2 separate regions of the Homo sapiens genome follow, and region 2 is linked to region 1. A link is a loop called in an ENCODE intact Hi-C map of the cell type or tissue named here. Cell type or tissue: endothelial cell of umbilical vein. All regions are shown on one strand.

What was found. Peaks named below come from ENCODE experiments on the same cell type or tissue, not always from the same donor. Only the 100,000 strongest peaks of a DNase experiment are listed, where the experiment ranks them.
Region 2: a loop joins it to region 1, with 2.5 times the contacts of the local background. A loop is called at or near these places in 4 of 110 quality-filtered maps.

What each region holds. Positions count from the first base shown.
Region 1 is chr1:75,131,958-75,139,957 of GRCh38, reverse strand. It overlaps LHX8 (LIM homeobox 8), which reads right to left and starts at 5,570. Exons shown (of 9, transcript NM_001256114.2): 1 at 5,004-5,570; 2 at 3,269-3,355; 3 at 2,697-2,858. The coding sequence starts at 3,343. It overlaps LHX8-AS1 (LHX8 antisense RNA 1), which reads left to right and starts at 7,382. Exons shown (of 2, transcript NR_187397.1): 1 at 7,382-7,604. RefSeq lists enhancers at 4,753-5,265, 7,423-8,000. In endothelial cell of umbilical vein, no CTCF peak of the experiment used is centred here; a DNase peak (open chromatin) is centred at 4,157; H3K27me3 peaks cover 6,947 bases.
Region 2 is chr1:74,768,430-74,776,429 of GRCh38, reverse strand. No RefSeq gene overlaps it. Among named protein-coding and RNA genes, the nearest start is that of TYW3, 39 kb to the right of the region's middle. In endothelial cell of umbilical vein, a CTCF peak has its summit at 4,336 (motif pointing left); a DNase peak (open chromatin) is centred at 4,309; H3K27me3 peaks cover 765 bases.

The DNA of each region.
Region 1 (8,000 bases):
CACCCTAAAAATGGATCCAATGACTAAAATAGGAAAGTAAATGACTGTGAGATATGGCTTTTGCTCAACTATTCCATAATAAAGACTATGTGTCTATCGAATTAGAACTACGGTCCAACATGTTTTTCTGCAATATATAAAAGGTACTTCGAAGCTGAAAGTTTTACTGACTTCTAATTACAGTTATGTGTCTCTTTCCAAAGCATTAATGAGAGTCTCATTTTGATGACATTCAAAAAGTTTTGGTCTTTACAAGAACTTAGAACTTACATGCTCACTATAGACAATATTTAAAATAATGAAAACAGAAAGAAATCTGAGGAAATCTGAATAAATAATATTAACAATGTTAAATACTGCCTTGGAAATAAAAAAAGCATTTTCCTTATATTTTTTTCCTAAAATGGGACCAACCAGTATAAAGTTTAGATGAACAGGCTTCCTTTAAAATTCCACTGTTTAGGGCCTTCTGTATTTCAATCTTACCCAGGATTTTGTTTTGTTTTGTTTTTAAAGCTAGGCTTTAGGGGAAGAGCCATGGCCTCTCTCTTACTCCCTCCTAAAGCCAGACCTGGTTGTCACGTTTTTTCAAAGTTCACTTCCCTCCTAAAATGTCTGTTTATCTTCCATTTCTTTGCCAGGGAGTAAAGTAAGGTGAAGAGAGGAGATTCTGGAGACTATAAACCTACTATTAATCTAATCTGTGTATGTCTAAACATACAACTTGGACCAAGCCAGAAAAACTACCCGAAGGACAGAGCACTGAAGTTATTGGACAAGGTAATCAATGCATCTAACTCCTGTCATACTTTTCTAACTCCATTTTATTTGCCTCACAAGATAGTGTTTTTCTATATTAGTTACACCCTAAAATAATATTTCTATACTAGGTCTAACTTTTTTTTTTAAATCAGTGACTCAAGTTAAACTCAAACTTTTCTGCAGGAAGTACTCAAAACGGAAAATAAAGGTTAATAATTCAGTTTTTGTCAATCATATAGTATCAAACTTTAGTTAGAAATTACACACTAAAGAATACAAGAAGTGGTACAATAATACTGTACATGGAAGGCTTCATTGGGAGGACTCCTGCCCTATTACAAAGGAAAGCTTTATGTAACTCACTTAACTTAGATTTTTATGCAATACAAAGATATATAATATATAAATGTATACAAGATTAACACTAGAAACTATTATCTATTTCAGAGGTTGTGTTAAATGTCACTTCATCATAACCCTTCTATATCTTCTCTGCTGTGAAGTGTTAGAGCCTTCATAGGTCTACTCAGAAACATTCTTAAAGATTACGGTAATTATTGAGAGGGCTCATTAAAAATAGGATGCTAGTTTTAACCCAAAAGATGATTTTGCAATATCCAAAATGCTCAGTTTTAGAAACATTGAAAGTGGAATCTTAAGAATGCAGATTTAAAGAGAAAGCCAATGTTAATTTGCCAGCTTTAAGAATCAACCACCAAGTAAGATTAATTTAGTCATTTTTAAATCTTTTTACCAAAACTTCTTCTGGCATTTTCTCTAGGTTTTATCTATAGGGTAGCATTCCCATTTTACAGATGAAGAAGCTTTGTATGTTGAGGTAGAAACTTAAAGAAACCCACTAACACGAATTTTGAACACATACTCTCCATAATTAATCCTTTTGAAAACCTAAGCAGGGTGGGGAGAGAATAGAAAGTGAACTGGTTTGCTACTAATTCAGTGTAGGAGAGACCATTATTTTAAATAGTGGTTTTAAAAAGCTATTTAAGTTGAAACCCCATGATATTCTGATTAAGACACATGGGACCATGATCTGCACTGAGGTGGATAACTGTGGCCTGCCAAAATTTCTACTCCAAAATTCCCCCACAATATTTTAAGAGAAAAGTAAAACAAATTAAGACAATCAACTCTCAAACCACACTTGAAACACTTCTTCCCAGGCTGTGTGTGTCTAACTTTATATCAATTTCCATTTTCTCCCCAAGCACTCAAGATGATGTAACAACAGCATTGAGTGGCCTAGAAGTATTAAACCTTAATAAGAGCAGGAATATATTGAAATGGTTTTTATTTAAATGGACCTATAAACTTTAACTTTGGAAAAGCCTCAGGTAACTGTAAAAAAACATAGGACTGTATTTTTAAAATTTGTCCAGAAAAGATCCTTTAAGCTACTTTACAGTGGCTTTCACCAAAAGAGACACTGCAAAAGGGAATCAGTTAATACATACCAACTTAAAATTCTTCTAAGCAGTCATGGGCGTGGGCGTCACTGGGGTGGAGAGACCACAGTCCGTTTAGAGGGAACAAAGATGTTTAAGAAAGGAATAATTCGGGGCTGGGTGAAAAATAACTAAGCAGGTTTCTGTCTCAGAATGGATAAGGGTTTTTCCACTTCCCTTCCACTACAAGCCAGTGGCTGACTCCAGCGCATCCACACACATCCGGCGCGTCCAGACCAGGATGTGTCACACATTAGCTGTTTTGCAACGACATAGAAGAGTCTGGGATTTCTTCTCACTTTATCCCACCGCATGAGTTGCCCTAAACTGGGCTGATTTTCTGCAAAAGCCTACAACCTTCACCCAGAACTTGAACGGAAAGGTTGGTGGGAGGAACATTACTCTTTTCCCAGAGCTCCCACGCTAAGCCCGCTCCCCTTGGGCCTCGCACCCGAGGCCCTATCCTACCTTGAGAAGGTATTTGTCCACGATCTCCAGGCCGCAACTGTTGCACACACACTTGCCAGGAGGGCAGCCGGAGCCCGAGGCCATGGACCGGGGCGAGGACGACGGGGACAGCGGGGCCGAGGAGGAGCACGAGTCCTCGTCCCCCGCTCCCTCGGGGCTCACCTGCAGGAAACCGCGAGGCGCAGGCGGTTCTAGACCCCTCCTCCCCTTCGCATCCCACCTACCCACAAGGGCGCCCCCACCGCCTCCCCTCCCTTCCCCCTGGCCACCCCACCCCACCCCCAGCTTCTTGAGGTCACGATTCTCGCCCTCTTCCCCGAGTCCAAGCTCTGGCTACGCACCCGCTGGGGCTGCCGACCCCTGACCTATTCGGACCCCAGAAGTCTTGCGGCCCTGCCCTCCTCGCGGGCCAGCTAAGCTTCCCACCCCACCCAGACCCTCTCCGCCCCGTCCTCTGTCTGCTGCAGGAGGGGCCAGCTGGGCCCTGGAAGGAGCGCGGGGACAGCGGCCCTTCGTCCTGCGCCGCCTCCCCACGGCCAGTCTTGCCAGCACGCGAGCCCCTCCGCACTCACCAGTCCCTCTTCCCCGGCGCCTTTGCGAGTCCTCCCGGCCGCCAGGGCTGTAGTCCGCCCGCACTCCTCTGACATGAGCCCCTGACACTGCGGAGTAGGAGGGGGAGAAAGTATGGAGAAACAGATCAGAAGTTCCGAGCGTGCTGCCCGCCCCAGCCTCGGCGCGGGGAGCGAGCTAATGAAGGCCCTCAGAGTGCGGGGCAGCGCGTGCAGCCGTCACGGCGCCTGAGCCCGGGCGCCGCGGGCGGGCTGGCGCGCAGCCTCCTTCGCTGGCCGCTGGCGGCCGCCACCCGAGCGCTGGTAGCTCGTCCCGCGCTCCCCGGGCTCCGGGTCTCCGGCGCTCACCCGGGCACGTCGGTTCCCCGCCCCCCCGCCGGGGATAACAAGTTAATAACAATCATCCCCTCACAAAGCTCTTTCTTTCCAGACGTCAATCATAGCGGAGCGGGGAACACCGGGCTAAAGGGGGTGCGGGGCAGTGGGAGGTGGAGTGCGAGAGAAGAAAAGAGGATTGAGGAGGGGGTGGGAGAAGAAACTAGATTTCTTTAATAACCTCAATTAAAAGAGCAAGACACATATATATTTTAAAAAGGGGGCTTTTTGAATAGGATAGCCCGAAAGGTGAAGAGGTTTAATAGGATACTTGAAAGCTAATTACAGCGGGATTTAAGAAGCCTGGTGTTTGTTCCGATGACAATTTGAATGAAAATGCTTCAGATTAAACCGAGCCAGCAGCTCTTTCGTAAACTTACAGCAATTAGAGTGGCGAGTGATTTACACTCGTTTCTTTAAGGTGTAAATTGCCACTTATTGCTCAGTAAGTCAACATTTGAGCTACTAAAGGATTATTTTTAACCAGCGCAAAAAGCGGGTAGAATAATGGAAAATATCCAGCTGAATTTAATTTGTGCCATTAAAAGAACTCACCCAACCTCTGACAAAATGTTTTAAAGAAACAACGCGCGTTACTCAAGTGTTTCCAAGTATTTGCTGGAGTTTTGTTCTTAAACGAAAACGCAGCGTCCCTGGGCTTAGACCGCTTTCGTTTCCAAAAACTCTAGCTCGGGGGCGGGTGGGTACCCCGAACTCGAGCGGCTCGCACTTCTGCATTTCTGACTGTTCGCCTCCCCTTCTCCCTCCCTCTGGAAGCACCAGGCAAGATACCAACCTGGGGGCCTCCCGGACCGTCGGCCGAGACCCTCCCTTTCTGGGGTGCGCTCCCTACGCGGGACCCAGCGTAGCTGCACTGAGGCCGCGTCCTCACACACAAAGGGCGTTTAAACAGAACAGCTCCGCTTTCGCCTGGTGTCCCCAACCGGCTTCGGAGCAAAGAAATAGTCAGGGGCGCCCCGCGCGCGTCCTGCTGAGGCCCTCAGACAGGCTGCAGATGATTTCAAACTTAAAACACCAAATACCCACAGGTCCTGCCTCCCGAGTGAGGTGAGAGCTTGTCAGCTTCCCCAGTCTACTCAGACAAACCGCGTGACTCGTTTTGTGCCCTGCGGTTTTCTTTTGGCATTTTAGGTAAAATGGCTCTCCCGGCAAGCCCAGGGATCCCGGAGGCCTTTCTGGAGCCCCGCAGAGGGAGGTGTGCCTCAGGGCAGGCAAGTGTCCGCGGGCAGCCGAACGAAACGAGCCAGGTCTCCGGTTCCACCCGACAGCCGCCCAGTCCTCCCGACCCACTCTCCCGGACCGCCACGATCACCACAGCAAATAGAACAAAAGCACGACTCACATGGACCTGAGAGCGCCTTAGGCTCGAGGCTTCATCTCCCAAATTACAGTCTCCATGTCTCAGGTTAAGTGAGCTTTTGGGGAGGGAGTGCAATGATTACTGACTAACGCTACTACGTAATAAAAAAAAAAAATTGCCAGGTCTGAAGATGAGGCCGTTACAGGTAGTTTCTGAACCTTGTTTAGGAGCCCAAACAACTCGAGTTTCAAGGACACTGCGATTCAGCTGGTCTGGCCAGGCGTCGGCTCGCTCACCTTCTCAGGGGGAACTGCCAGCTCCGGCACGTCCTTTGCTACTAGTTTACACACAAACATCTGATCGTTCTTCCAATACATGGCACTGCTAGGGCTGCTTATCACATACCAACTCCAGAGGGTCAGAGGCTGTCCGTGTCTGCCGATCTCCCCCCTCCCCCGCCCCGATCCACTAATAAAAGCTGATGCCGAGAAGGATAATGCTACAAGTGTGTCTTCGTCCAAAGAGGCCGCTGTGGCCTGACCACTTTCTGATGAACCGTTCTTAAAATTCCTTTCCCAGCTTCACTGAGCTCTGAGTGAAGTGAGCACTGAGCTTTTCCTGAGTCCCTCCAGGAAAAGAAAAAAAAAAAAGTTTTGTTTTCCAGAGGGTGGAACCTAATATAAAGGAAGGGGGCGTGTGGGGGAAAGTCTTTCCTGGAGAAATTGCTTCGCCTCTTTCAGGAAAACCCGCCTTCTCTACATGTTAAAATCTTTATCAGAACACGCCAACTGACTTCAGGTTTAGTACTAAAGAAAAAAAAATTGGGGGATGTCCTGTTAACTTGACTTTAAAAAATCTGCTGTCTGCATTTGCCATAACTTTTAAATTCTCGCTCCCCAACCCAAACCTAAACAAAGATTCAGGTTACATCTCTTTCTGCAGCAAGCAGAAGGGGAAGTGGAGGTCTGGGTGACTTGAAAGTTTTAGTCATTCTCTTGAAACTCGCAGCTGTCCGGTGTAGCCGAGGAATGCCACCGCTCCTGGCAGCCTGGGAGCTGACTTATCTAGCAGTTCGCGCTCCCTTTCCGAAAAGTTTTCTCATTAAGATAAAGAAGGAACATCTGAGCAACACAAAAGCTTATGATTTGCGACTAGATTTGAAATCAAGGCTACAAGAAAGACAAAAGTATGTTGCTAATGAGTATTGCTCTTTCATCTCCTAGACAAAATGTAAGCCCGAGCAGCCTTGTCTTCTGCCTCAAGTTCTGACTGCGGGGCGGGGAAGCGGCGGAGGGAGGTATTCAGGGTACCTTAATTTTGATTAAGATTGGAAGGTGTGTTTGTTTAAACAGACTCTTTGTGGTATAAACTTTATTTCATTATTTAGTGTATAAAGACAAATTTGGTTAAAAGATTATTTTTAAATGATTTTTGTTTCCATTTAAAAAGCTAAACTTCTGAAACTAAGAAGATCTAGGAGTCTATTTCTTAAAGGCCTTTAACAGAATCATAGGATTTTGCTTTAATTAGATGGAAATATATATGTAAAACACACACACGCACACACACATATCTTATCTCCTTGCCTTATTTGTATAGAAGAAAAAGAGCGAAATGATCTTGCCCAGACCCCAGCTCGGTCAGCAGCCGGCTAGCGGAGGAGATAGATAGCCTTTCCTGTGATGAAGTGAGCCTGTGTAAGAGTCTGGGACCGAGTTACCACTACAAATTTAGTTTTTCCTCCATTGCATTTTTCTCCCATAAACACTAGAGTCTTCAGAGCATTTTCCTATCGCCATTGTTTTTCTTTTCGCGCAGCTGCGCACAAGTTAATATTAGCCATCCCCCTGCCGGTCCTCTCTGGGAGATCTCGTTTAAATTTACTGAGCGAAGGGAGGAGGACGATATAATTAATCTGTGCCCTCTTAGAAAATTGAAAGATTGGGGTGGACTGACTTTTCAAAAAGCTAACTTGTGCGTGGGAACCAGAAAGACTTGTGTTTTTCATCAAATGCAGAAATCGGTATTGGGGGTGGTGGAGAAATTCACATAATGCATTTTCCATGAAATAGCATCGTTGTGGAGACCGCTCTTCCGAATGGAAAGTCAGAGTCGTGCAGAACATTGGCGCCATCAGGTCGTGTATAGAGCAGGATTTCGTTGAAAGTGGAATTAAACATAAAGGTCCGGTTTGGATATTTAATTACAGTGTGTGTGTGTGTGTGTGTGTGTGTGTGTGTTAGGGTTTAAAGTGAATCTGGGGTACTGTCTGGCTACTATCGAGGAGAATTTATCGCGCGGGTCATTTGGAGATCCAGAGAGAGCTGGAGCTGTGTTAGGGAAGCAGGGCGGGGGTGCGGGCATTTATGCGGTCTTTCCACCCACCCTCGCCTAATCAGGCGGCTCTCAGTCAGGTTTTCAAAATACTAACCTTGATCTAAGAGCGTCTATCTCTGCATAAGTGGAGAAAATGATTCATTTTTAGAGGTTTCTGGGCTTGGGGAAGAAGAATGGTCGTCAGACAGGAGCAGAAGACGTGAAAGATTGGTCTGGCCTCGCTTTACTCCAGGCGCCTTGTGGGATGCTGACCTGTCCCGGGGTGCAGCTGCGCGCACCCCTCCTTGAGCTGTAAGCCTCTGGGCGGTGAGTCAATTTCTATGTCCTGGGCGGTATAAGCCTTTGGCTGGGGGTCGAGTGTGCAAGAAGAGGGGAATGTGTTTGCTATGAATCCCAGGGCTGATCGTCCTGTCGGTCTGGGGTCCAACGACCTTCTGACCTTTTGTCAGGGGTGGGCGTACGAAGGTATAGCTTCTTCCTGGTGGCCCGGTTCCCTGGAGCTCGCGTCACGCCTCTTACCCACGCTCATCCTCGGCTGGGGCAACGGAAAAGTTATCTTCCTACTTTACAGGGGTGCGCTAAAAATCAAAAGAGTTTTTGTTTGTTTGTTTGGTCTTAGTAATGAGGGTTTTTAGCCCAAACGCCAATTGATTCCAATTTTGAACGAAGACTCTGATCAAAAAAACATCATCTTATGTGTCC
Region 2 (8,000 bases), 360 kb after region 1:
GTAGAAAATCTGAGCTATAATAGAATGTGTTTATTTTGTTATGGAAAGAACAAAGTTCTACTCTAACAGATGCGTGTGCTATACTTCACAGCAGTTTGAAAATTAGAGAAAAATAAGTAAGACTTCCATTGTAACTCAAGACAATCAGAATGTAAAGGCTTGAAGAAAAGGGCCAAGCAAACCCCAAAAGATGACAAAATAGTAAGTAGCAACCAGAGGCAAAATGTGAGATGAAACATGATGCCTTCAGGAGTGGAACCTGAACATTTTAGTAGAATTAACAAAAATGAGCTCAAGAAAAGAAACCCAAAGCACTTCTTGGTTTTACTTTTGAAAAGTAGACACTGTAACAGAATCTGTTCACACTTTAACTAGGGGAAAAATTAGGAATCCTAGCCCAGGAAAATGTTTCTCCAGGATAATATTTTTCTAGGAAATGTCATATTCCTACTCTCTTCTTTTATTAAAACTAAATATCATACACTGTTGCCACAAGCTGAAATGACCCCTAGTGTTAGGAAATAGATTCCTTACAGTGAATCACAGGCACCAAATATCATCGATAGATACAATAATGTTAGCACACATTTTGTCTGTGCCTGTAATATAATAGGCTGCTTTAGTCAATACAAAAAGACACAATCAAAGCGTATGACAAAGGAAATCACTGTCCTTTTGCCCATTAAATAAAAGAATATCTAATCCTCAGAGCCACTCAAGCAATTTGAGATTCTTGTCATCCAGAAAGGACTTTGTTTTCATTATACAATATATATTTATAGCCATGAGTTATAGCAGATGTAGCTACAAGAAGGAAAAAGGAAAGATTTTTTAATAAAAATTCTGATAGCATCATCAAGGATAATGTGTGGAAGAATTTCAAAACAAGTTTCTTGAGTAATAAAGTTACTTATATATGGGAAATCCTAGCTTTTATGGTTAAATGGAAAAGTACTCAAGCTGTTTTAGCTGTGCAAATCATTAGCTACATCATAAGGAGACTCTAAAACTTAAGTATTTAAAAGTACTGTCTCATTAAACCTATACAAATGAATTCTATGGTAGCCACTTAATTTTTATATCTTAAAGAGCAAACTTTGAGATAGAAATATAATATTAAGGAATACAATTCCCACAGGGTATCAAAGAAGTACAACATGTACATTGTATACAGATCTCTTTACTAAGAAAAATATTGCTGAAAGAGGATTGCATTACAATTCAATAATTAATAAATAAACTCTACTATGATTCTTTTTGTATTTGTGTCATATAACCAAAGCTAGTAAATACCAATCAGTGTGGTTTATAGAAGCAAGGAGGGATTAAGACAAAAATTAACAAAAAACCTTCACTGATTATAATTAATGCAAAATGAAACATTAAAATACAAAATACAGGCATATACTTAAGCTTTTTAGAAAGTATCAGTCATAAATGAGACATATACTTATGTTAAAAATAAGAGGTTTTCTTTGCACTGCATTATTTATAAATGAAAAATAGAAAGAAATGAGAGTAAGAACTAATAATTTATAGATTTATGATACAGGTTAAAAAATAAAAATTACTTACCTAACATCCAAGAACAATGTAATTACATTCAGAAAATAAATAATACTACATACATATGCATATTAGAAATACAGAAAGCCACTTTCAAATACATGTTTTGAACTCTGCTCTGAGATTAATTTGAAAGCTTTCCTGGAAAAAAAAAAAATACCAACCTTCTTATGTGCTTATTGCTACCGGAGTAATTATCTAAGAAGAATATGCCATGATGATAAACTTCATTACTCAATAACATTAGTAAACATTAAAATATTTAAAGAATACTGTACTGCATTATGGTTTATTCTATTTAAATCTCACAATTATAGCAGTCTTTTCTAACTTGTATTGCTCTATGGAATGAATTGCTGGGATTTGATAATCTCCTGCTAATGCAAGCTGATATTACAGTCATATGACCTAATTAAACATTAGGATTCATATTTTAAATATATAATTACCAGAGTGTCATTTTTTTAAAATGTAATTACTGGTTTCTACTTTAATCGCAAAAATTGGTGTTCGTGTCAACAGACTAAGGAAAGTTTTCTGAAAAATGTCTTTTTTCTCTGATTGTAAAGAAACAATGAAAAATCTCAGTGTCAAAAACCATTATTAATATTATTTTCATGAAATAAATTCCCTTGTTTTTTATCATTGTGGAAATTTCTACTTCCAGGATTATATTACATGTCATTTCTTATTGTCACTTAAAATTCATTCATCTTTTCTTGTGGAAGTATATTTTCATTTTTGGCATTTAAGAAATTCACCTAACAATGCTAGCATGATATATAAGTGAAGAAACAAATTTCCATTATTTTAAAACAAAACAGACTCAAAGATTTGGGGCTTTGGGGAAGAATTTTTCATTTCTGAATTGCACAAAATCATTCATAATTATATCTTAGTGATTTCAATATCACAAATCCCTTCTGATTAGCCCTCTTAAAAAAAGAGACAAACCCGCTTCAGAATTGTTTAGCCCTGTTGGAAGCCCTGTCTTAGAGAATGACAGATTATGTAATTAAATTGAATCATGTATTTTCCATAGAAAGAAGGCATGATACTGGAACTGATGCAAGCTATATGCTCATTTCTATATTTAGACGCTCAACATCAACAGGTCAGCCCACTGACCAACCAACCAAGTTAAGGGATCATATGTAGCTTTTCCATTTAAAAAATATGGAAAGGCAGAAAAAGAAAGTGACTATAGAAATAGCTGATGAAATGTAACCCTTTTAAATAACCATTCTTCATCCCTTGAGTGAAAGAATGTCCCCACAAATAATATTTTCCCATTTAGGAGATTGATTTACTAACAGTGCAATATAGAAGTCTGGGGAAGCAGTTAAGTTTAGCATCAAAAATGGAGATCCAGGCAAGAAAGCAAAAACGCTAAGTTCACGGAGGAACACATGCCAAATACCTCCAAAAGTTTGTAAGTGAAAATACAAATGCGATATTTAAGAAAAATCCTGCTTTGTTTTTCAAATAAAAAGTGCAAACTAGAGATTACAAGGATAAACCAGATGTTACTGGGACTAAATCTAACACACACTAGCAGTAGCAAGGCAACAAATCACTAAAGGTTTCTCAGCATTTGGTTATTTTTATCTTTGCATGCAGGACAAGATTTCTTATCAGACTTTACTTCCAGAGTCTCTTAATTTATTTCTACTTTTCTGCCACCAACCACAATTGTAGTCCTAAGTACTCAGCTGTGCTGTATTTCGAAATCCTCAGCAGTGTCCTCTAAACTGAAAGTGTATATTCCATTTTACTTACACAATCACAAAGAGAAATCAGTGTCACAAAATCCCTTAAAATTAAGGGATCAAAAATAATTTATCAATAGTTGTACAAAATCCAGAATAAGTTGTCATTAGGCATGAATTACTACCAATCTTAGAATGATTGTTTTAAACTGGAAGCAATGGATTATTTAGAGACTTGGTGGCTAAATGTAGGTAGTTAAATATTGTAACTATTTGTTGTTCAAGTATTGAACATTACAGTTAACATAAAGAATAAACGGGACTGCATGAGGAATGGAAATATTAAAAGTATAAATGCAAACAGTTTGACACAAAAATCTATAATCCTAATAAATTTAACTGTAATTGTTTACTTTTTTCAGACCATGGGTAGATTTAATACAGATACACTGAGAGAACAATTTCCTTAGAGACCTATACACAAATAAATAAGCCCTGTCTAGTGTGTATAGGCGTCTAAGGAAATTGGCTAGAATAGGATAAATAGGATTTATCCCTTGAATTTGTACAAAATGATGTTGATTATGAATTCCTTACATATATACATGATGTGTGAATAATGTAATTAAAGATACGAAGTTTTTTTTAATGATTTCACAATTTTAACTAAATGCAGGTTTTAGACTGAAACAGCCTAAAGATTCGAAGTAAATTCTTGTTCCCAATATTTCTTTCATTTTACTCTTTAGAAATAACATAATTTTAATGGCATACTTTAATAACAAAGGTGAAAACTTCTGGATAGCTTTTGCTATTAAAATACCGTATGACCGAATTATCCTTTGATATTAGATAATTTAATTTATTAGAAGGATAAGCAGAAATTATGTTTTCCTAATGTTATTATTTCTCAAAAATAAAACTATCAAAATATTATAGAATTGTTTTTATAAAAAAAACAACAACAAACGAAAACCTACTCTGTCTTATACGAAGCTCAAACTACTGTTTCCACTGCGTGTAGTACTCTGCCACCTGGTGGATAATTGTGAAAAATCAGACAATGTGAGCATTTGGTTTCTCCTTTTTCCTTCTTTACCCACCGTTTCATAGAACCTATGAATTAAACTTCAATTTGACAATATGCCTATTGCTGTGGGAGACAGTGGCTGTAGGAGAGACTGGTTAGTCTACATGACTTATACATTTGCTTTTGCCTCATTTCAAAGCATCATTAAAAATTAGCCACAAAGATAAACAGGTTTGAATAATTTATTGGCAATTGTTAAGTATAATGAAATTAGCCAATATTTCTTGATCTCTGCAAAGTTATTTTCTCCAAAGAGTTAAGGACAGTTTATTTAAGTCTTATGATGTCACAGAAAATAGGTGGGAGTTGATATGAAAAGCTGAGGAATAAAAAAATTCATTAAATGAATATAATGAGACAGTATTTCAGTATATTAATATGAACATTCCCGCTGCTATATCACAGAGAAATGAACTTAGTAGACAGTTTTATATGTCATTTCTGTCAACACATCTCATGGACGATGTAAACTATAAGATCTAACCTTTGAATAATGATTATTTACTGATTATTATAGACTGATGAATAATTCTGTAATTTAAAAAGAGAAAATGCTGTCATGAACACACTTATTGCTTAGGAACTTTGTTTCTAAATGCCAGTCCCCACCGAAACGAATTGGGGTTCTTTGGCTGATTCTATGACTGGGGGAGATGAATGTACAAGATGAGCCTGGAAGGCCTCCTTGTGCAAGATAATGAGGAGATGCTCAAACACTGAAAGAGATACGTTAAAAGTAGACAGGGGTCAACTTGAATGGACTCCCACTGGTCAAATCTGGAATAATATGAACATTAAAATAAATAATGATAGCAATGGATTATAACCTTTTGAATCAAACAAGAATCCATGAGTTCATATGTGGGGAGAGTGTGTGAAAGCAAAGCTGTCTTTTAAAGTTGAATGCCAATTAATAAATGTAGAAGGAATAATGGAGGTAACAAATCATTATTTTGCAATCATAGTAATAACTTATTTGGAGAGGAATAATCAACAGATGCTGAAATTAGTGGGTAAAAGTTGGATAAAAATAGGTTATTTACATATTCTCAAAGTAGAGCATCCTTAAAATTTCTTATTAATTACAAAAGGGAAAATTACCATTAAACCTAGCAGACACCACATTAGCCAAGAGATCAAAGTTAACATAACCAATAATGGGACAAACTGAAATCCTGTACCCACTGAAGTCATGCTTTGACAAGAACACATCACTTATATAATATTCTTGCTCCAAATGCATAGTTTGAACCTAGTTAAAAATGAATATTAAAAATATAAATCGATGGCTATTAAATTTTCCTGTATTCTTCAAGCCTGTCAATGTTATCAAAGGCAGAGGCTTATAACCAATTATGTACTATTAAACAAGATTAAAGAAATATGAAACAAAATGCAATTCAGTTTATCCTACAAAGAATATCATTGGGACAAATGATGACATTTGGATAAGTTTTGCAGATTATATAATTATGTTGTATAACTGTTAGATTTCCTGATTTTATAATTTTTCTGAGATTATATGAGACTTTCCTGGTTCTAAAGAAATATACATTGAAATATTTAAGAGTGAAGAGTAAAATATATTTAACTTACTCTCAAAAGTTTGTATATTTATATGAGATTATTCATATGTACTGTATGTCTGTATATGAGAGAGAGAGAGAGAATGGTCACTCTGGGTAAAGTATATTCAGGAATTCTTAGTGCTATTATAACTTATTTGTAGATCTGAAGTTATTTCAAAATAAAAAGGCTTTCAAAAGGCTTGGTGTGAAAAAAGAAAGACAAGACCTATCATGTTTAGTCACAAGGTATATCTTGGAATACTAACATCTGGAAATTTGGATATTTTGTGAGATATAAAGAATAGTATTATGCATGTGTTTAGTGGCTTCTAAGCATCTTTTTTTTAACTTCAGTCATTTAACTTTATCAATTTCAAGATTCCTTCAAGAATTGAATAGTAATATAATTTGGTTAGGGATTTTGTCATTTGCTTATAAAATAATGAATTACATAATACTCATGAACTCTCCCAGCTACAATGCATTTATAAACCAGAATAGAAAGTAGTTGTTAAAAAAACAACAACGTCCAAGATGCTGGGGATATAAAAATATTGGAAAAACAGCTTTGTCCCTCAGTTAGTCAAAGTTTAATATGATGGTGGTGATGGATAGATATATATGTATGCAATTAATAGCTACCAAGAGATTTCTTGGTTTGTGTGGTTATGTAAGTATAAACAAAATGCTATGTATATATAGTACTGGGAAAGTGCTATGGAAAAACAGGAATGTAAGAAGTTAATTATGAAATGAGCTTTTAGGAAAGCTTCTCAAAAGAGTTAACATTTGAGCTGAGCCCTGATTGATGAGTAAAATTTAAAGAGCACTAAAGATCCTAGGCAAGTGCCAATACAAACAAAATCTTTAATAATGTTACTAGAAGGAAAGCTCTATGAAGGCAGAGTCCTTGTCCTGTTGCATGTGACTGACATATAGTGGGTGCTCAAAAAATATTTGTCATGTAAATGAATAAATAATAAAAATGGCATGTAAACAATCTGGTTATTGAGAAATAGTTCACTTTCTTCTTGCATGGTTTAGATTTGGTGGTGGTGAGGACATTCTTTTCAATTATCCTTGGAATAGCTAAAGAACATAGATCATTTCTATAATATACAAGTGTATGAAAGGTTTGTGTAAATATAATTTATTGAAATATCTGGGAAAAGGTATATAGAAAGAAATAATTATTAGAACCTTTAAATAATCTGCCTCTGATTTGAAAATGAACCAAAAAGAACTAGAAATAATTAAATATAATCTTTGAAATGTAAAACTCAATGGACTATCTAGGCAGTAGATTAGACACAGTTGAAGAGGGTATGAGTTAACTAAACAATAACCCGAGTGAATGACACAGAATGACACACATAGAGATGAAGAGAAGCTGGTGAAGGGGGATGAAAAGATTAGACAATATGGAGAATAGGCCCATAAGTAGGTATAATATAGGACTAATAGACTAATAGTTACAGGAGAGAACAGAATTGAAGAGAGATGAAGAGAGGCATGAAATATGGATTTTAGTCAAGAAACATCAATCTTGGCTTATCAATTGTAACAAAAAGTCCCACACTAATGTAAGATGTAGGATATATAAGATAAAGGATATCATGTGTGGGCAGATGAAGTGGGTACATGGGAACTATCTGAACTTTTTCTCTCAATTTTTCTGTAAACCTAAAACTGTTCCAAAAAATGTTATTAAAATAGATGAATAAATAAATAAAATTTGCAATGAGTTAAAGTTATAGTTTAAATTCAACCACATTAAAGGCAAAACCAAAAAGGGCTCATAAATTCTTGCTTGGCAAGAATAGAATGCATAAAAACCCAGGACATTAAAGGACTGTTAAGTTTAAAAACATTAGCATTTGTGAATATTAAAATCCTATTGCATTAGAGAAGCGTGAATGTTGACAGAAGCCCAGTAGAGTATGGAAAGAAGAGGCTTGAAGGTCAAAGCCCATTTTTAAAAGCCAAAAATCATAACTAAAAAATAGTCACTATTATACACCTTATATGGGAGTGTAATATTTACTCCCCGCAACTCCAGTCAAATTA